Linked DNA regions of Mus musculus: region 2 is linked to region 1. A link is a loop called in an ENCODE intact Hi-C map of the cell type or tissue named here. Cell type or tissue: left cerebral cortex. All regions are shown on one strand. Links, peaks and the distances in the headings refer to the core of each region. The heading gives the core; the rest is flanking DNA. Region 1 has its middle 7.7 kb from the start of Gm33176. Region 2 has its middle 15 kb from the start of Gm33222.

Region 1 (2,915 bases), core at 319-2,818:
GTTATTTTTTATATTTCCCAAATAGTAATGTGTCATGTTTAGGAAAAGGTTTCTATAAGGCTGTTTCAAATTAGAAAGGACAATGTCAGCAAACTGCGAGGGGGGAAAGATGCCCGAATCCCAGTGAGGCGCAGGGCTAGCTCATTCATTTGGATTCCATTCTCATGGGATGACTTATCCTTCTCCTGCTAACAGCATCACTGGTAACTAAAGTTAGTCTTGGCTCCAAAATCAGCATGTTATTTTAGAGCTCAAAGCAGGCAGTGAGCGAGCTGTTTGGGGACTGATGACAGCTCTGTCGGATTTGGCTGGCAGGGCCTTTTTTTTTTTTTTTTTTTTTTCTCCACTGTTGCTTGGGTGGCTGTAAGGAGCAGCCAGTGGCCGCCTTGGCGGTCAGCAGCTTGCATGGATGCCCAGAAGTCTTCAGTGGGTTATCAGCCACTTCAGCTTCTGTGGTCTGAGCTTCCTTCCACCCCCACACTCAAGCTGAAGTTCTAATTGCTGAGAGCTGAGAGTATGACCTTATTTGGACATAGGCTGCTTCTAAAATGAATTAAGCTGAAAGCAGGTCACTGTGCAGGCCCCCTACTCCAGTAAGAGCAGAGTCATGGCTGGGAAGGTGGCTCAGTGGGTAAAGTCCTGCCTTACTGGCATGAGGACCTAAGTTGGGATTCCCCAGCATATATATATGCTGGGATATATACATATTTCCGGAACAAACCCAACAAAATCTAGGTGTGCCTACATGCATCTTTGACCCTAATGTGTGGGGAGTGTGGAGGAAGAGAAGAGATGGCAGATCCTTGGAGCTGGCCAGCAGCCAGTCTAGTGGAATCAGAGAGCCCGAGGTTCCAGTAAGAGGACCCCGACTCAGAATAGAGGATGACCTCTGATGTCCACATACATACACATGTACACCCATACGCACACACAGGAGAGACTGGCTAACTGGTCCCCAGATGGAGACAGCTCTGCTACCACCTTGAATTTGGACTTCAGACTTAAGACAATACACCTCTGTTGTTGACGGCACCCAGAGCGAGTTACTTGCTTCTGGGAGTCCAAGAGATCCATGCTGCCCATGTAGGGGACACTTGTTGGATACTTGCCTACATTCTATGGTTTTACAAGTCATGACACTTTTGGATGCAGTCTGGAGAACAATGAGTGAGTCTATTAAGCACGTAGCAATCAAACGTAAAAGGGTAAAGGGTAACTAGCAGATTAAACAGACTGCAAAGCACCATCAAGTCAGGAGATTAAGACACCTAAGAGAGATGAGTGGGGTGGGCCTAGACGGAAACAAAAAGAGGCAGTGTCACCTAAACACCACTTACGGTATCCAGCAGACACAGACCGTGGAAGCCATGTTGAGGCGATCAGCTGGATGTCTTGGCTCAGGGTCTTCTTCTTTCTATGGATAAGAGTCCACCTTCTTGCAGGTATTTTTATATCATGGGATAAACGAAAGTGACATCTGTTAGAAAGGAAGCAATGTTTTTAACATCATTAACGGTTTGCTTTTTCTTTTTCCTTCCATGTCACAGACGTAGGAGGGAAGCTGCCTCAGGACAGAGAGTTTTAGATTTGAAACATGCGGGAGTCTAGGACAAGATAAGTAGGCAGACTCTCAGAGTCTGTGTTCAGTAAGCATGAAAGGCACATGATAGTTACTGATATGACACATAAGTGAAGTCCCTACTCTGATGATGAGGACCTGCCCCCTCCCACTGTGGCAGCCCAGAGCCACACTCTCTCCCCCCACCCCCTGCCATCCCCCAGTCAAAGCCCTTCATGTCCTCTGAGACTTTGCTACCTCTGGAGGCAGTCTTATATGGAAGTGACTCATCACGTCTCTGTCCAATGGGCAAGGTTTCCAGGTAGGACAGTTCGCAGCCCAAGGAGCAATTGTTTAGTTACGTGACTATGCGAAGTTGGATTGGGTCACTGCTCTTGTTTGGCTCAGTGACCTAGAGATCATGACCGTAGTGAGAGGTTGGCAGAGGACAAAGACTTCTGGGAAGAGGAAGAAGGCAGCTGAGGACAGAGGAGGGAGGGCCTGGGCTGCATCTGCAGTGGCTCCGAGCATCCCTGGGATCCATCCAGGACCACAATAGGATGATTTCTAGGGATCTGGCAGAGATGTGTTACAGGCTGATGATGTACTGGCCTTCCTCCAGTGACCTCTGGGTTAGCGAGGGATACCTTCAGAGATGTCCGGCAGCTACTGTGGGTCTGATATGCAGTGAATGAAATGACTCCACTTGTCAAAATGATAAAAAATATTTTATTGACTGGGCGGCAGGTGGGTAGTGGGCTGGGTGATAACTACAATGACCCTCTTCCCCCAGCCTTCCAGCAGTGATCTCAGTTAGATGCAGGCATATGGACCATGGTAGCTTTGGTTTGTTTTTCTGCACTCTGTGTGTGTTTGTGTGTGCAAGCATGCATATATGCATATGTGCATAATACATTACACATATACATATACATAAATGCATGTGTTTAGTCACATGACTATTGGGTTGGGTCACTCACTGCTCTTGTTGGCTCAGTGACCAAGAGTTAGAGTGAACTTAGTTGTCATTTCTCAGGTTCTACTCACCACCTTGTATTTTTAGAGACAAGGGTCTCCTATTGACCTAGAATTCATGAAATAGGATAAGCTGGCTGGCCAGCGAGCCTCTGGGATCTGCCTGCTTCTACTGCTTCTACCTCCTTAGGACTGTGATTATAAGTGTCTTTTTTTTTTTTTTTTTAAGATAGATTCTGAGAATTGAACTTGGGGCCTGTGATGGTTTGAATATGTTTGGCCTACAGAGTGACACTATAAGGAGGTGTGGCCTTGTTGAAGGAAGCATGTCATTGTGGGCATGGGCTTTAAGACCCTAGCTGCCTGGAAGGCAGTCTTCTCC
Region 2 (2,915 bases), core at 303-2,802, 62 kb before region 1:
AGTTCCCACCAACAATAAGGACAAAACCTGAAAGAGCCCTGGACCTTGCACTTCCAGAACTATGAGCTAAAGAAACCTTTATTCTTTATAAATCACCCAGCCTGAGGCACTCTATTATAGCAACAGAAGATAGGCTAAGGCAGGGAGCCAAGGGAGAATCTGCCATGCAAGGATGTGGTGGAATTCTGTCTCTCAGAGGTAAGAAGATGTGATATGGAGAGCCCCACCTTTCCAGGAGCCTAGACCAGGAACTGAGAGCTGACAGGAGGGGCTCTCACGGGTGCTTCTAGAATCCTGACCTGGTCATCATTGGACATCCAGTCTGCACCCATGGCTAGTGGGAAGTGGAGTGTGGGTGTATGTGAAGCATTTTGGAATGGTTCTGACTGGGATGCTAGCCAGAGGCAGTGGGAAGCCTGGGCTATAGAGGGAAGCAGCTCAGACAATTCCCTAGATGGAAGCAGGTTGACACTAGAGAGAAGGCAGGGCTTAGGAAGAGGTCTGGACTTCTGCCTCTCAGGTCAAGTGCATGATGAGCCAAGAGGCCTGTGCCAGACCTCAGTTGGCCCCCAGTCCTTGAATATCATATTGTAACAAAGAGGAACGTGGTAGCATGTGATGTTCCCACAGTCAACTTTTAACAGTCCCAGAACCCCAATTTCCCAGCACCTGTGGCCTAACAAATAGCTGTAGGGGTTTCTTCAGAAAACTGGTGTGTGTGCACATGTGTGTGCGTATGTATGTATATGGTTGTGTGTATATGTGTATGCATATGTGTGTATATATGTGTGAGTGTATATGTGTATGCATATTTGTGTGTGTGTGTGCATGTGAGTGTGTATGCATGTGTACACATGCACATACATGTGCAGGTGTTCTAAACCATATGCAGAGGCTACTCACAGGAAAATCCAAGATCTAAGTGACTTTGCTTCTGAGAGGGCCCCTGGCTACACTTGGTGCTGCACTCTCTGGAGAGATGTGACCACATGGTGAAAGGTGGACACACTTCTCTGTGATTCATTTACAAGACCACCTGATGCCAGTCAGGAGCCAGGAGTCCTCATGACCTCTTGAAGACCCCACCCCTTAGCCACATTACACAAACCAGAATTGTGAAAAGAGCAGTCACTAAAGGACCTTCGACTAGTCCATTAAGGAGGTCCACCTATGTGTGCATTAAGGAGGCCCTAGCCTGCCTTTCTCAGCTCTGGGGATTTTACATCCTGTGACTCAAAGCAGCTCTCTGCCTCGGGTGCTACCACCAGCTGCTATCTGGTGCCAGCTGCTCATTATGCGCATGCACACCTGCATCTGACACTGCCACCTGCCTTTGCTCTGTGGGCTCTAGCCCCCTATCCTCCAGGAGTGCTGTCCCTGTCAGTCCCACCTGCTGCTGCTTGGGGCCCCGGAGGCAGCTCACCATCTGCTCCTTCTCCCCAGCAGAAGAGATTTCCAAGTCTCCTGGGGAGTGTGGGTGCCTGAACAGTTTCCTTCCTACGCAGACCATCCATGGGAACAGGCAATTGCTCTTGTAGTGTCCGGGGGAATGCCTTGCAAATACCCAGGAGCAGTGTGCATGCGTCATGTAAGGTACAGCAGAGGTGTGAACCAGGGTCCTTGCGGGATGCTAATACCCTCCCTCACTGGTTCTTCCTTGCCCAATGTCTCTACCCTTCATGCAGCATCCTAACCTTCAGCTGTGTCCCCGCTCTTGCTCCTGTTGGGATATGGGCTGGTCCTGCAGTTCTTGGGGGATTTGGTGAAGTAACAGCTATCTCTTTTTCCTCTCTGTATTCATTACTTTCTGTTGTCACACTGCCCAGAGCAAACTTAGAGAAAAAAAGGTTTATCTGAGTCACGCTTCCATGTTGTAGTCTATTATTGAGGGAAGTCAGGACAGGAAGTCAAGCAGGAAGTCAAGACAGGAATGGTAGCAGAGATCACGGGGAAGTGTTGCTCACTGCTTTGCTCTCCATGGCTTACTCAGCTTGCTTTCTTTTACAACCTAGGACCACCATGTACTGCCTGTGTGGACCAGGTCCTCCCATATTAGTCATTGGTCATCAGAATGCTCCACAGGCATGCCCACAGGCCAAGGGGGTAGAGGCAGTTCCTCAGTTAAGGTTCCCACCTCCCAGGGGTACTCTAGCTTGTAAGAGATTGACAAAAGCTAAGGCTCACCCAAGCCTGGCCTTTTCTACCAGGTTGTCCCTGGTGTGATGCTGGCTCTTGGTAAGTTACAGGAAGGAAACATTCTCCCAGCAATGACCTCGTCTCCTACAGCACTTGTTCATTTAACCAACCGAGAGTTTTCATGAGGGCAGGGGCATCCGCTTCTAAGGGAGCTAGATTGCTCTAGTCTCCTAGCAGGTTTGGGTATCTGAGAGTTGTGCCCGGTGTGTCTACATCCTGAGTCCCATTCTCACTGAGGGGGAGCTCCTGGAACCATGTGCAGATAAGCTGTCTAGCCTGACATCTTCCCCAGCCCCATTCTCCTGGACTTACCCATCCCATTCCAGTTAACCATTGACTCCAGCAAGCATCAGTTCCCTAGTTCTCAAGACACTCCTGCCGTGGGGATCAGGGATGCTGTACTGTTCTTACAGTATCATATGTGTCTTATTAGGGTTTCTATTGCTGTGATGAAATACCACAACCAAACAACATGGGGAGAATAGGGTTTATCCAATCTACACATCACAGTTCATCATCAAAGGAAGCCAGAACAGAAACTTAAACAGGGTAGGAACTTAGAGGCAGGAGCTGATGCAGAGGTCATGGAGTGGTGCTGCTTACTGGCTTGTTCCCCATGGCTTGCTCAGCCTGCTTTTTAAATAGCACCCAGGGCCATCAGCTCAGGGATGAAACTACTCACCATGCGACACAGGCTCTTGTCTTAGTTAAGGTTTCAT

The links. Peaks named below come from ENCODE experiments on the same cell type or tissue, not always from the same donor. Only the 100,000 strongest peaks of a DNase experiment are listed, where the experiment ranks them.
Region 2: a loop joins it to region 1, with 2.2 times the contacts of the local background. A loop is called at or near these places in 2 of 42 quality-filtered maps.

Annotation. Positions count from the first base shown.
Region 1 is chr1:35,932,815-35,935,729 of GRCm38, reverse strand. No RefSeq gene overlaps it. Among named protein-coding and RNA genes, the nearest start is that of Gm33176, 7.7 kb to the left of the region's middle. In left cerebral cortex, for the core only: no CTCF peak of the experiment used is centred there; a DNase peak (open chromatin) is centred at 1,602.
Region 2 is chr1:35,994,393-35,997,307 of GRCm38, reverse strand. No RefSeq gene overlaps it. Among named protein-coding and RNA genes, the nearest start is that of Gm33222, 15 kb to the left of the region's middle. In left cerebral cortex, for the core only: no CTCF peak of the experiment used is centred there; DNase peaks (open chromatin) are centred at 311, 1,007 and 1,466.